Linked DNA regions of Homo sapiens: region 2 is linked to region 1. A link is an interaction called in ENCODE POLR2A ChIA-PET data of the cell type or tissue named here. Cell type or tissue: MCF 10A. All regions are shown on one strand.

The links. ChIA-PET counts read pairs that join two places held together with the same protein. Peaks named below come from ENCODE experiments on the same cell type or tissue, not always from the same donor. Only the 100,000 strongest peaks of a DNase experiment are listed, where the experiment ranks them.
Region 2: POLR2A ChIA-PET joins it to region 1 with 5 read pairs; 2 of 35 experiments call an interaction of 5 or more read pairs at or near these places.

What each region holds. Positions count from the first base shown.
Region 1 is chr6:17,571,850-17,579,849 of GRCh38, forward strand. No RefSeq gene overlaps it. Among named protein-coding and RNA genes, the nearest start is that of FAM8A1, 24 kb to the right of the region's middle. In MCF 10A, no CTCF peak of the experiment used is centred here; a DNase peak (open chromatin) is centred at 3,192.
Region 2 is chr6:17,213,056-17,221,055 of GRCh38, forward strand. No RefSeq gene overlaps it. Among named protein-coding and RNA genes, the nearest start is that of RBM24, 64 kb to the right of the region's middle. In MCF 10A, no CTCF peak of the experiment used is centred here; no DNase peak of the experiment used is centred here.

The DNA of each region.
Region 1 (8,000 bases):
TCAGCCAATTGCCGATCAGAAAATTTTAAAATCTACCTAAGACCTTGACCTCCAACCTTCCCCACTTCGAATTGTCCCACCTTTCTGCACAGAACCAATGTATATCTTTAAAGTATTTGATTGCTGTCTCTTGTCTCCCTAAAATATGTTAAACCAAGCTGTGCCCCAACCACGTTGGGCACATGTTCTCAGAACCACCTAAGGGCTGTGTCATGGGCCATGGTCACTCATATTTGGCTCAGAATAAATCTCTTAAATATTTTACAGTTTGACTTTTTTCATCAACAGAATGATACCCTCATAATAACCTGAAGATTCAGATGAAGTAAATGCACCACTTAATAAACTATAATGCCAGGTTTTAAATTGCATTCACCAATATTACAAAGGTTTTCTCACTGAAAATCAGTTAGTACTTTCCTGAGTTCAATAATTCATCCAAGCAACTGATCAGAGGTATGCATTTGAAAACTTTTTTGTTATTTTTAATAATAACTCTGTGACCTCATTTCTTTCACTCAAAAGTCAATAAACCTACAATAGGAAGTCTTCCCATGAATATAGTAGTTCTGTAGATTTGTTTTGGGAGAATGAGGTTTCGGAAGACTGATCTTTCCTGCTTATTGTCCCTGTGGGGCATAATAGTGTCCACACATAATGAATAGTATGCATCCCCTCACAGGGTGATGCTAATGACACATGCCCTCCAGCAGCCCGCCCTGCATGCAGCTGATAGTGTGATAGCCCCTGCTGCAGGCATTCCTCTTCAATTTAAAAGCTGTAGAGAACATATCAGAGTTAGAAGGATGCAGACTCTCTGTTCCAGGAGAGTGATTACCTTCTGCAATCAAGCATGATAAAATTTATGATCTTTTACATATATTTGAAGACGTTGTCCTGTAGCATTACTAAAAGATGTATAGAGGTCTGGAGAAATATTCTACAAGAACTATGTATGACATGTTATCTTCAGTAATAGGATATAAATTTATAGCAATATGATTTTTAAAGGAGTTGTAAGTTATTTGTATTCTTTATGTTCTGGGATAAAGAGAAAAGCTGGCTGAAATAACCAGGAATTTCCACCACCATTATGAGTTGTTTCTTTAGCTCTGACTACAATGGCAAATTGAAACGGAGATTTTGGTATTTATCTGGTAAAGTGAAGCAAAAAGCAACTATACATGCCTACTGAAAAATAGTATTTGAAAACCTAAGTTATCCAAATTACCTGTACAAATTCACCAAATAAGTAGTCAACACTTACCCTACATGCTCAAAGCTGATATACAAGTATCTGGAGAATAAAAAAGGAATATTTTAATGGAAGCCTATTTAGTGAATGTGGAATTCAGGGAATGATGTCCCATCGTTAACAACTAAAATCTGAGAGATTTTCATGGAGTTATCAAAATGTTCTCTCATTTGTTAGCATCTAAAATAATTATGCCAGCAATATGGTCTACAGGCTGCTTCTACCAACTGACTAGACAACCATTTTCTCAAATTAAATTAACCCCATACTCTATAGTTTATAGAAGTCTCTCTCAAAAAAGCTTCAACCTCTCACCAGACAGAGATATTTCTAATAGTGTTTATCTTCAGTGAAAAAAAAAAGCTCATACTTCATTAACTTTAAAAAAGTAAAGTAAGCCTTGCATTAATGAAACAGGATAATTCCCTTGACCCCTTCGTGGGACTCAGACTATAGCTCTCAACCCCTTACAGAAGTGGGAGCATGCAGGCGAGTGGGTACAGGGGCCAGGACAAGTGCTTCTGGGCAACCAGCAGGAGCAGAACTCCGTGAGAGCCCATGGCAGCATCTAGGGGTTGCCTGCCAACCCCAAGGCCCCAGAGGGCATGTGTTAGAGTGCACTCTCTTAGCTTTGCCATCCATGGTTGGCTTAAGTGTTACACAGCTCAGTGGAGGGTCAGTGTGACAGCCTCTTGTACCCACACCCGGGTCCTTGTCCATCATCCAGGAAGAATAAGGTCACATGAATGAATTGAAGGGTGGTGAATGTGGAGGATTTTATTGAGCGGTAGAAGTGGCTCTCAGCTGGATGGGGAGCTAGAAAGGGAATGGAGTGGGAAGGTGGTCTTCCCCTGGAGTTTGGCCATCCCTGGCCAAACTCTTCTCCAAGGTCTTATCATTAAGCCATCCCTGTGAAGTCAAGCTGCTTCTCTCTGATGTCCAGCTGCTGCTTCTCTTGTCTCCAATGTCTGGCTGTTCCTTCTCTCCTTCTCTGCCTCTCTGCCAGTGGAGCCTGGCTTTTTATGGGTACAGGATGGGGGATAGGGTGGGCCAGGGTGGTTTTGGAAAAGGCAACATTTCCAGCTGGAAAACAGGAATGCATGTTTTCGCTTTGGGCTGCAGGTCCAGGTTTGAGGATGGGGCTTTGTCCGCGACACTGCCCTTTTCTGCTTAGTATTTCCCAACCTCCTGTCCGTATCATTCATTAGAAACAGCTTTGCCGGCTGGGTGCAGTGGCTCACGCCTGTAATCCCAGCACTTTGGGAGGACGAGGTGGACAGATCACGAGGTCAGGAGCTCAAGACCAGCCTGGCCAACATGGTGAAACCCCGTCTCTACTAAACATACAAAAATTAGCTGGGCATGGTGGCGCACGTCTGTAATCCCAGCTACTGGGGAGGCTGAGGCGGGAGACTCGCTTGAACCTGGGAGGGGGAGGTTGAAGTGAGCTGAGATCACACCACTGCACTCCAGCCTGAGCAACAAAGTGAGACTTTGTCTCAAAAAAAAAAAAAAAAAAAAAAAATAGAAAAAGCTTTGCCATCAGTGTCAAAAGATCTGTTTCCATTCTGGATCTGCCACTAACTAGAGGTGTGCCCATTTGACAAGTGCCTGTGATACCTTCAAAGACAATTCTTTTACAATGAGATTAATGTGTTAAAATTTTTTTCACATATGAAATTAAACAAATATATAACAAAACTGTGTACCAAAATCTAGTCTCCCCTTCTTATCATTTCCCAGCCTCTCTTGCAGTTGGATGGCCATGTGACTATATCCCCCCTGAAGGAATGTGAGTATAAAGTAATGTGGTAAATCTCACTTCAGGACTTAGTCTTTTTAGACAGTATATTTTCTCCATGTTCCCTTTCCCTTCTACTAGCCAGATCCTAGGCATGGCAACCAGCCTAAATCATGCAGATGACAGTATACTCTGGTTATGCAAGAATAACAAGTTAGAAAGAGCCTCAGTCTCTGAATCACAGTATGGAATAGAGCCATTCACTGACCTGTACTCGTCGTGGGCACTTACATGAGAAATAAACTTACAATGTACTTAAGTGATTACAAATTTGGATTTATGTATCATGCACCCTCTGATTTATTGGTTCCATTACCAGAAATACCTTCCTTCCAAGAACTTGGAAAAATGTGCACAATATATTATTAAGTAAGGTGAGTATGTATCAGAAAAACAGATTGTCGCCAGGCACGGTGGCTCATACCTATAATCCCAGCACTTTGGGAGACCAAGGCAGGCGGATCATTTAAAGCCAAGAGGTTGCTGCAATAAGCTATGATTGAGTCACTTCATTCCAGCCTGGGCAACAGACTGAATCCTATCTCTAAAAAAAAAAAAAAAAAAAAAAGTGCCAGGCACGGTGGCTCACGCCTGTAATCCCAGCAGTTTGGGAGGTAAACTTGGATGGATCATTTGAGGTCAGGAGTTCGAGACCAGCCTGACCAACATGCTGAAACCCCGTCTCTACTAAAAATAACAAACGTAAGCCAGGCATGGTGGCATGCACCTGTAATCCCAGCTACACGGGAGGCTGAGTCAGGAGAATCCCCTGAACCCAGGAGGTGGAGGCTGCAGTAAACTGAGATTGCACCACTTTGCTCCAGCCTGGGCAACAGAGCAAGACTCCTTCTCAAAAAAAAAAAAGTAAAGAAAAAAAATCAGAAGAAGGTAATTACATTCTAGTCCATCAAGTTATTTTTATTTTTTGTTTCAGATTACAGGTGTCTGTTTCAAGAGAGTGTATATGAAGAATATGGTTTAAAACCAACATGAACATGATATAACCCAAAGAGAAAAATCAAATAATATTTTTAAATGCTTATTTGAAAAAAAATGGTAAAAGCTACTTACCAGCACAATTGCTTAGAACCTAGTGATTTCAATTCAGCAAACCAAATGTTTTGTATTTATTTATTTATTTATTTATTTATTTATTTATTTATTTATTTTCAGACAGTCTTGCTGTGTCACCCAGGCTGGAGTGCAATGGTGCAATCTCAGCTCACTGCAACCTCCACCTCCCAGGCTCAAGTGATCCTCCTGCCTCAGCCTCCCAAGAAGCTGGGACCACACCTGGCTAATTTTTGTATTTTTTGTAGAGACAGGGTTTTACCATGTTGCCCAGGCTGGTTTTGAACTCCTGGCCTCAAGCCATCCACCTGCGTTGGCCTCTCAAAGTGCTGGGATTACAGGCATGAGCCACCATGCTCGGCCAATCAAACATTTTTTAAACATTTCTATGTGATTGATACTAAGGGTACAAGGGGACAAGAGCCCTAGTCCCTGCCTTGAAAAAAATACACAAGTAGAAGAATCCTTTAGAAAAATGTAAATTTTTTTATTCCTAAAAACAAGGTTTAAATGCATACTTTCTAAAGTCACTGAAAAAGAGAAAACAAACAAAAATATAGTTATATACCAAAGTACAGAAAATAACTGAACAAAGAATAAGATACAGAAATAACAGCACGAGACGAAAAATTAAGATCAAAAGAGATACCAATAAATAAAATGTGACAAATTATATCATGAAAATACAAAAAATTCAATTAAACAAATATATATATGTATATAGACACTATTTCTAGAAGTATCTCACAACTTTAGAACTAAAAGGATGACAAAGGGATAATAAATGAAAGCAAACACCAATAAAACAGAAATCACAATATTAGTAATATGTATAATAACAAAAATATTAAAATATGTAAAGCAAATATATTAAACAGAACAATAGAGGTTATTTTATAATCATGAAAGATCTAATTAACACCAAAAATATAACTCTCAGAAGTCTTTATATGTTTGTATTTGTGTTCTCTTGCTGCATAACACAATACTACAAACTTAGCAGCTTGAAACATTACTCATTTATTATCTCATAGTTTCCATAGGTCAGAAGTCTGGGCCCAGTGTAGTTGCGTGCTTATAAAAGTATTGGTTACTATTAGGATCTCACAAAATTGAAATTAAATCAAGATGCCAGCTAAGGTGTGTTCTCATCTACTCATCTAGGGTTTAGGATCCTCTTCCAAGCTCATTCAAGTTACTAGTGTTGGAAGTAAATGCTTGGTGCCACCAAGTGAAAATAGCACTCAGGCAAGTTTTCTCAGCAAGGCAATTTACTTCTATAGAAGGGTGCATCTCATGGATACAGCAATGGCGAGAGCACACCAGACAAGGGAGGGGAAGGGAGTCTTATTCCTAAAGCATGCAGCTAGCCCCTACTGCTGCCTCTCTCCCCTATTGGCTAGGGTTGGACCACACAGTCTAAGCTAATGCTGACTGGCTATTTTAAAGAGAGCAAGGGTACCACCCAGAGTGGTGGGGTGAGTAGTTTCGGTGGGAGGCATGGTTACAGAACAGGTGACTAAGGATGCCTAAGGACAGCACAGGTGACTAAGGATGGCTGAGGACAGAGCATGTGACTAAGGATCCCTAAAGACAGAACAGGTGATAGAGGCTAGGAGGGTAAAGAATGAGGACGTTAAACTTTAAAATGGAGGACAAAGGACAGGGAAGCTGAACATACTGACATATTGGTTTTTTGAAGAGGAACTCAGAATTCATTGTACTTAACAATTTTTCTTCCTCTTGAATTTTAAAGGAAGTTAACAGGCTAAACTTAGAAGAGGAATTTACTGTATCCTACATTAGTAAAATTCAGTTCCTTGAGACTGTAGGACTGGGGTGTCTGCTTTCTTGCTGGATATTGGCTGGGATCACTCTTAGCTCCTGGAAGCCGTGTGCAAGCCCTTGCTACACGGCCCCTCCCATAGGCAGTTCTCAACATGGCTGTTTGCTTCCGCAAGGCCAGCATGGGGCTCTCTCTCACTTCAAATCTCTCTAACCCCTTCTATTTCTGACCTTCCAACTCTCTTTTAAAGGTCTCACTTGATTTGGTCAGGCCCACTCAGGATAATCTATCATTTGATCAACTTAAAATTGATTGATTCAGAACCTTAGTTATATCTGCAAAATCCCTTCAACTTTTCCATATAACATAACTTAATCATGGGACTCATAGCCACCCACATTCCCAGATTTCTCTCACACTCAAGAAGAGGGGATTATTACGTGGAATGTATACTAGCCACCAGGAATTTTAGAGACCATCTTAGAATGCTACCTGCCAGTGTTGAATTGTTTTTCATGAAAATATATTAGTTGTTAATATATTAAGTATATTAACCATTAAAAATGCAAAAAGATGGATTTTTAAAAATATATAAGTAGTGTGTTATCATATATATTTCTGTCTTTGACAGACTGACTAGGCAGAAAAAAATGGACTACAATACAAGAAATCAGAATTATATAATTAAGATTGATTTGAAAGATTATTGGAACTCTAAAAACAGAATATAGTTGTTTTTCCATTGTCTTATGGACTTAATCCTGTATTTGATAAAGTGAAAATCTTGGAGTCTGAAAAGTAAATATTACATGGGCCAGTCTCTGAGTGCAAGACAATAGAGCTAACAGAAGAAAAAATTAACCAAAGTTATGCAGGCATTGAAAAAGTTTACTCTTTTAAATAATTTTTGATTCAAAGAAGAGAGGTGGGTATTACAATAATAACTTAGTGACAAAGGATTATAGAATGATAAGCATTCCAGCCAAAAACTTAGGGAAAGGAAATGAAACATAATCAAGGAATATAGGAAAAATAAATTAATTATAATAAAGCAAACATTAAAGAATTAAAACATTCAAAGTTTATTTTTTATGTTTGAAAAAGCAGTGAAGAATGTGGAAAGATATGTACTGACTTAACAGTGAGTGGTAATCCTTTGAGGTGCAAACACAATTGTCTTTTTTTGTGGTTTAAATTTGTTATAATAAGCTTGGATTACTTTTATAATTATAAATAGATGATAGGTAGACAAACAAGGAATATTCTGGTTTTTAAAGATTAGCTAGAAAGTTCCAAGTATTATATAAACCATTTTTCCAATATCTTTTTTTTCTCTTTGTTGAGACAGGGTCTTGCTCTATTGTCCAGGCTGGGTTCAAGCGATTCTCCTGCCTCAGCCTCCCAATTAGCATGGATTACAGGCATCTGCCACTACACCTGCCTAATTTTTTGTATTTTTAGTAGACATGGGGCTTCACCATGTTGGCCAGGCTGCTCTCGAACTCCTGATGTCAGGTGATCCACCCACCTGGGCCTCCCAGTGCTGGGATTACAGGCGTGTGCCACCACACCCAGCCCATTTTTCCAATATCTTATGGAACATATTTAAAAATTCATCATGCAATAGTTCAAAATTAATGTCTCAAATTCCAAAATACAAATATTATATAGGCGTTGTCTCAAAACTCAAATAATAAAACTATAAAATTATAATTTAAAAATAACTGAAAAAATAAAAAGTTAATTGTTTTTGACAAGTATTTTGATTTTTTAATTTTTTTAGTGGTTATAAATGTCTTTAGGTTTTTGTCTTTAAGTCAATTTTGGCAATTTATCATTTTCCTAGGAAATAACCTATTTTCTCTGGGTTTTCAAATTTGTTGGAATGAACTTGAACGTCAACTTCATTTTATTTTGAAAAAATTGTTTCAGTATTTTCTTTTTCTTTCTTTTTTTTTTTGAGACGGAGTCTCACTCTGTCACCCAGGCTGGAGTGCAGTGGTGCGATCTCAGCTCACTGCAAGCTCCGCCTCCCGGGTTCACGCCATTCTCCTGCCTCAGCCTCCGGAGTAGCTGGGACTACAGGC
Region 2 (8,000 bases), 360 kb before region 1:
AATAATTGTTTGTTTTCTCAGCCAAGGCAGAATTCAAAATCCCTTCTCTTTTCCCAAGGCCCTTCTCCTATAAACCTCTCCATCCTTCTGCCAACAGGACACTCTCTGGCTGGGTTTCTCTGGACAGCCTAAATTAGGGCTTCACACTGAGAGCTCCCATCACTGCAGACAGCACAAAGTGACACCTCGAAATATCTTCTCCAGCTGAATTTCCAACATCTGCCTTTTCTCTTTCTCAATTTCCTTAAAAATTTAAAGAAAGGACAGCCAGGCGCGGTGGCTCACACCTGTAATCCGAGTACTTTGGGAGGCCGAGGTGGGCGCATCACGAGGTCACGAGATCAAGATCATCCTGGCTAACATGGTGAAACCCCGTCTCTACTAAAAATACAAAAAAAAAAAAAAAAATTAGCCGGGCGTGGTGGTGGGTGCCTGTAGTCCCAGCTACTTGGGAGGCTGAGGCAGGAGAATGGCATGAACCTGGGAAGTGGAGGTTGTAGTGAGCAGAGATCGCATCATTGCACTCCAGCCTGGGTGACAGAGCGAGACTCTGTCTCAAAAAAAAAAAAAAAAATTTAAAGAAAGGACAAGTGAAGATTAGTGTTACTATCTGTCAAGGAATCTCAGCTCCCTCTGCTAAAAGAACAGCTCTCATCTTTCACTCTTGGCATTTTCTCTCTCTGGCCAAGTGCCTCCTTTACAATCTTTCCCTGGGTCATTTCAGTTCATCTTCCCTCTGCCTGCCTTTTACTCGTCCACTTTCTATTATATTGCACAGCCGCAAAAGAAAGGGTTTGAATTAAATCCGATGTGAGCTAGACTCCCCTGTTAGCAATTTATTAGTGCTGTGACCTTGAGCTAGTGACTTAACCTCTCTGAACTTTATTTCTTTACCCTAAAATTGGGCATAATAATGGCCACCTTACGTGACTGTAAGGAGGATCAGGAATAATGTAATTAATGCCTAGCCAATAATAAGTGCTTTAACCTGGCTTCTCAGCAGAGCAGAGGAATTACGCCCTTACGCTTAGTTATTAAACACTGCCTTCCCTATTTCTGTAAAGGCAGTTAATTTCTGTAACTTATTTATTATTAAATCCTTCACAATACGATGGATGTCCTTTAATCCACCATACAAAAGATAGCTATCACCATAATTACTTACAAAAGATAGCCATCACCGTAATTTCTGCGAAAATGCCTTAACTGCAACTGCTCTGGGGTGTGTGTGTGTGTGTGCGTGCACACGTGCCTAACACTATTTGCAACGTGCCAGGCCTCTGATCGGTGATAAGCACTTAGTATGGATTCTCTTATGTGAGGTGGCTTCTATCGTATCCCCATTTCACAATGAGGAAATCAGGCTTAGGGATCAAAACTTGCCTGAAGCCCCCCAGTTAGCAACTGGCAAAGCGAGGATTTGAGTCTGAGCAGTCTAGCTCTGGAGCCTGCACTCTATGCCTTTGTCTCAGCAACGCAGGGGGGTCAGTGAAGAAATTAGGACTTCCAGGGTTTTCAGGAAAAAAAATGTGCAAAAGTTCCTACAAACCTGGAGACATCCTTTATAGTCCTAGTCTCACAATCCTTTCTCTGCCTCTCTGGATCCTCTGAGCCAGTGGAGCTCAACCAAGATAAATGATGTCCTCCGGAAGACATTTAGCCATGTCTGGAGACATTTTTGATTGTCACAGCTGGTAGGGTGGGTCAGGGGTGCTACTGGCATCTAGTGGGTAAAAGCCAGGGATACTACCAAACATCCTACAATGCACCAGACAGCTCCCCCTGCCCCTCCCAAAAAAAGAATTATCCATCCCAAAGTGTCAATAGTGTTGAGATTGAGAAAACTGGCTCTGCATCTAGGAGCTTTCTTCCAATTCCTTCCCACAAAAGGGTGTGAGGTTGGGATAAGGAAATCCATGCACTTGTTTTTCTTATGCTACTATCTGGCATGGATATTTAAGGTCAATGCCAAAGCAACCCAACTTACACAATGTTGTCTATTGCAGGTTAGGATCATTCCAGGGCAATACATATTAAGATTTTATTAGGGCCAGTGCAGTGGCTTACACCTGTAATCCCAGCACTTTGGGAGGCCGAGGTGGGTGGATCACGAGGCCAGGAGATCGAGACCATCCTGGCTAACATGGTGAAACCCCATCTCTACTAAACATACAAAAAAATTAGCCAGGCGTGGTGGCGGGCGCCTTTAGTCCCAGCTACTTGGGAGGCTGAGGCAGGAGAATGGCATGAACCTGGGAGGCAGAGCTTGCAGTGAGCCAAGATCGCGCCACTGCACTCCAGCCTGGGTGACAGAGTGAGACTCTGTCTCAAAAAAAAAAAAAATTTATTTAACACATTTAGAGAAAGGTGCTCAAGTGTTTAAAAATTAGAAAAATAAGAATGACAGTATTTGAGGTGGAATTCATATTAAGCACAACTTAACATTTTAGGGCCTTTTAAAAAACATTTAGGAACTATTACTAGTGTCAAATGACAAATTATTAAATGCAAGTAAAGGTTTATTTTATTTATTTATTTTTAATAATTTCAACTTTTATTTTAGATTCAGGGGTACATGTGCAGGTTTGTTACATGGGTATGTTGTGTGATGCTGAGGTTTGGGGTATGAATGATCCCATCATCCAAGTAGTGAGCATAGTATCCAATAGGTAGCTTTTCAAGGTTTTCAGCTTGTCTGCCTCCCTTTCTTCTCCACTAGTCCCCAGTGTCTATTGTTCCCATCTTTATGCCCACATGTACCCAGTGCTTAGCTCCCACTTATAAGTGAGAACATGCAGTATTTGGTTTTCTATTCCTGCATTAATTTGCTTAGGAGAATGGCCTCCAGTTATAACCATGTTGCTGCAAAAGACTTGATTTCATTCTTTTTATGGCTGCATAGTATTCCATAGTATAAATGTACCACATTTTCTTTATCTAGTCCACTGCTAATGGGCATCTAGGCTGATTCCTTGTCTTTGCTATTATGAATAGTGCTGTGATAAACATACAAGTACATGTGTCTTTTTGGTAGAATGATTTATTTGGGTATATACCCAAAAGAAAATAAATCAAACCCAGTAATGGGATTGCTGGGTTGAATGGTAGTTCTGTTTTAAGTTTTTTGAGAAACCTCCAAACTACTTTCCATGGTGGCTGAACTAATTTATATCCTCACCAACAGTGTATAAGTATTCCCTTTTTCTCTGCAGCCTCACCAGCATCTGTTATTTTTTTGGATTTTTAATAATGGCCATTCTGACTGGTATAAGATGGTATCTCACTGTGGTTTTGATTCCCATTTCTCTGATGATTACTGATGTGGAACATTTTTTCAGGTATTTGCTGGCCACTTGTATGTCTTGTTTTGAAAAGTGTCTGTTCATGTCTTTTGCCCACTTTTTAATGGGGTTATTTGTCTTTTGCCTGTTGAATTGTTTGAGTTCTTTATAGTTTCTAAATATCAGATCTTTGTCAGATTCATAGTTTTTGAATATTTTCTCCCATTCTGTAGATGGTCTGTTTACTCTGTTGATAGTTTCTTTTGCTGTGCAGAAGCTCTTAGTTTAATTAGGTCCGCAAGCAAAGATCCAAGTGCAAAAAAAGATTTGTACCAGCAGCTTAGAGAAAAGATTGCTAATTGTATTTTGATACAAATTTTGATGTAATGTGTCACTGAGCAGTGAAACTGTGTGATTTAAAAAGGAAGGGCCGGGCACGGTGGCTCACGCCTGTAATCCCAGCACTTTGGGAGGCCGAGGCGGGCGGATCATGAGGTCAGGAGATCGAGACCATCCTGGCTAAAATTAGTCAGGCATGGTGGGGGGTGCCTGTAGTTCCTGGCTACTTGGGAGGCTGAGGCAGAAGAATGGCATGAACCTGGGAGGCGGAGCTGGCAGTGATCTGAGATAGTGCCACTGCACTGCACTCCAGTCGGGGTGACAGAGCGAGACGCTGTCTCAAAATAAATAAATAAATAAAAAGGAAGGAAGACGGGAGGAAACCAAGTGAAGGGTATACAGGATCTCTGTGTCTGTGTTATTTCTTACAACTGCATGTGATTCAACAATGGTTTCAAAATTCTATTTTATTTATTTATTTATTTTGAGACAGAGTTATTATTTATTTATTTATTCATTCATTCATTTATTTATTTATTTATTTATTTTGAGATGCAGTCTTGCTCTGTTGCCCAGGCTGGAGTGCAGTAGCGTGATCTTGGCTCACTGCAACCTCCGCCTCCTGGGTTCAAGCAATTCTCCTGCCTCGGCCTCCCAAGTAGCTGGGATTACAGGCGTCCACCACCACGCCCAGCGAGTTTTTGTATTTTTAGTAGAGACAGAGTTTCACCATGTTGGCCAGGCTGGTCTTGAACTCCTGACCGCATGTGATCTGCCCACCTCGGCCTCCCAAAGTGCTGGGATTACAGGTGTGAGCCACCACACCCAGCCTTGGTCTCAAAATTTTAAAAGCTTAATTTCAATAACAGAAGAGAGGAAGGATAAAGGAAAGGAAAGAAAGAACATGACATTTGTCTTTTGCTTTTTAAAATTAATTTCTATTTGTAGCAAATTACTACCAGTCACATTTGTTTTTAGTACTTATTTTCAAGATGTAGTTATGATGTTTGCTAAGCCTTTGGGAGGAACGTGGACATTAACAACGGGTCAACTCCTCTGGGCTGGACAGGGCCAATTTACCCATCAGTCACGGTAGGTACAGGTTCTAGGGCCAACAGAAATGTCTTAATCTTAATTTCTCTTAAAAATCAGAAAAAAAAGAATCTAATAATTAAAAATAATAAAATAATATTACAAATACTATATTTTGATATATTCTTGAATATGAATGATAGTCATTATAATAAATATATAGTCATAAATCCAGCCTAGATTATATTCGTTTTTATACCAACAGTCATTAAAAAGTATTAAAGTCATTAAAATATTATTTTAAAAAATTTTTTTAATGGAGGGAGAGACTCCTGAAGTGGTTCGACACTGAACTGGGTATTAAGGGGATTTTTATAGACAGTTGTTGCTGTCCTTAATTACACCAGGATGTTTTTGGCATAGATATGTTTATATATGTATGCACCTATGTATATAAGGAAATGATTTGAGGTCACTGGGGAAAGTGTTTGTGAAATGATGCTGACCACGTGCCAAAGGCTGTAGTAACACCTTATGGCTATAAAACCAACTTTGTGATGTGCATGTTGTTCTAGCGCCAGTGCACGACAGTTGGGTGAGTTTTGCAGGTTCCCCCTGCAGCATTAGCCATGTTCCTGACAATAGCAGCTAATCACAAACACTGCAGCACTTATATCCCTCCCCTGTTGATGTTTCTTTTATTAGCACTCAGGGCTTCCAGGTGTGAGCAAGTAGAAACGGTCTGTGGCATTACAGAAGTCCAAGGACACTTCCTGAGTGGACAAGGTGGGTGGGTGATCCAGTTGTCCACTAAGAAAGTGCCCTTGGGCTTCTGAGCTGGTTGGGTGATCTGCCTGCCATATGTGGCTTCCCATGGGACTCTGCAAAGGTAGCACCAGGTCACCAAGAGGTGTGAACAGAAGGAACAGTCCACTGCCACTCACTGTCTTACTGTGGCTATCTTGAAATGTGGCATTCATATCTATCCCCAAATTCAATGCCAGAAGCTGCTGATAAAGCATAGTCAGAAGCTGATTACGTTTAGAAATATGTTTCCTGGTGTGTAGGTAGAAATATGTTTCCTGGTGTGTAGGTGCAGGGGGCATCTTTCAGTGTGCCTTGTGCTTTGCCCATTGCTGCAGCAGCCAGGGGCTTACAGGTGTGTCCTGGCGCACTGGCCTCAGCAGAGCAGCCTTTCTCTTGCTCACTGCCCTGAACTCTCTGTCACTGCTCAATGGGAGGCCTGCAGACACCATCCAGCCACCCTGCCACATTTGTGGGCCTGGGACTGGGACAGGAGGGAGTCAACACCTTTGGGACAATCTTTGAGCAAGGAAAGTTGAGCCTGGGAATAAATACTCCTCCTTCTCTTGTGAATAATCTTCAAGTACACTTGAGAAGGTTTCTCAGAGGATCTGCAGTGGGCTAGGTCCCTAACTGACAATGAGAGAAACCAGCTCAATTGCACTCTGTTGAGTTGGCTTCCCTTCTTCCCCACGTCGCTCTCCCAAACACCTCCTCCCCCACTGCTACTCCTTGGGTGCATTTTCCTAAGTGCACTGGCTGCACCAGGCCCTAGTCTCAGGCCATGCTTTTCAAGCTAAGACGGTAGGCATGACTGTGAAAGCAGTATGGTGCATAAGCGGTCCACGGCCCAAAGCCAAAGCCACAGCCACATTACCACACAGAGCCCCCAAAGAGGGAAACTGATTTCAACACTGTATATTTTGCTAATATGTGCCTGCTACTTACAGTATCAGCCACAACTGAATGTCCACAAATTGCAGGCTTGCAAAATTCAAGTGAGTTTGGCAAAAGGAGGAAAGCACTTACAAGTGTTCCAAAATGGGTAAGAGGAAAATTACCATGATTAGGAAAGAGATTTAGCATATCCCTCTTTTAATTGAGTTTAATGGAGTTTCTCCTTCCAAACTAAAATGTTATTTTAAAATGTGTTGGTGCCCTTAAGAAGGAATCCTCAGTTTAATTCCCTGAATTTCATTTCTCAGTGGAAAACTGCCTATGTTTCACACAAAGACATCTGCAAACATTCACACAAATGTGTTCATAGGAACATCCTGAGACCAACAAGGAGCCAGCCTTGTTCTGGTCATAACATGTCCTCATTTAATGTCATTGGAAAAAATAGCTCTATCACAATGAAAAGGAATATCACAAGAACATCTGGAAAAAAACTATATTCTTAAGTGATATATTTGAGTTCCAATTTTTGTTTTTAATTGTTTTGAGGGTTGGCCCACAATTTAAAAAAAAATAAAAAGAGAGATGATAAAAGGACTCTGTCAAAAACCTACTTTAAATACTTTTAAGTGTTGATCCAAGGAGAAAAGAAATGAACGAACCAGAGATGAGAAGGCAATAAAGATGCTGATATAACGACAGAAAAAGTGCTGGATAACCAATGAATAGGTCCAAAAACTAAAACAAAGAGAGGCGGGAAGGAGGTGGAGAAAGGGAGAGGAGACTTTAGATCTAATTTCCTAACTTCCTAGTTCCTAGGACTGTTATTGGAAAGGAGTCCCAGTCCACACCCTAAGAGAGGGTTCTTGGACTTCACACAAGAAAGAATTCAGGGTGAGTCCATACAGCAAAGTGAAAGCAAGTTTATTAGGAAAGTAAAGGAATAAAAGAATGGCTACTCCACAGGCAGAGCAGTGGCATGGGCTGCTAAACTGAGAATACTTATGGTTATTTCTTGACTTATGCTAAGCAAGGGGTGGATTATGCATGAGTTTTCTGGGAAAGGGGCTGGGATTTCTGGAACTGAGGGTTTCTCCCCACTTTAAACCACTTAGGGTAACTTCCAGATGTTGCCATGGCATTTGTAAACTGCCAAGGCACTGGTGGGAGTGTCTTTTAGCATGCTAATGCATTATAATTAACGTGTAATGAGCAGAGAGGACGCCTAGAGATCACTTTTGTCGCCATCTTGGATTTGGTGGGTTTGGCAGGCTTCTTTATCACATCCTGTTTTATCAGCAAGGTCGTTGTCACCTGTACCTTGTGTCGACTTCCTATCTCATCTTGTGACTAAGAACGTCTAACCTCCTGGGAATGCAGCCCAGGAGGTCTCCGCCTCATTTTACCCAGCCCCCATTCAAGATGGAGTCGCTCTGGTTCAAACGTCTCTGGCAGGACTAGGAAGGCAAAATAAGCTGCTGCTTTCTGTGGTATAAAATAATAAATTCTAAAAATCCAATCTATTCTAGAATGTCTTTTGTTTTAAGGCATTATTAAAAAAAAACCCAGCACCTCCAGATTCAGATAAGCTGTTTGTCTGTATTAAGGAAATAAATACAGGTTAGTTGTCACCTACAGGAACTGCAA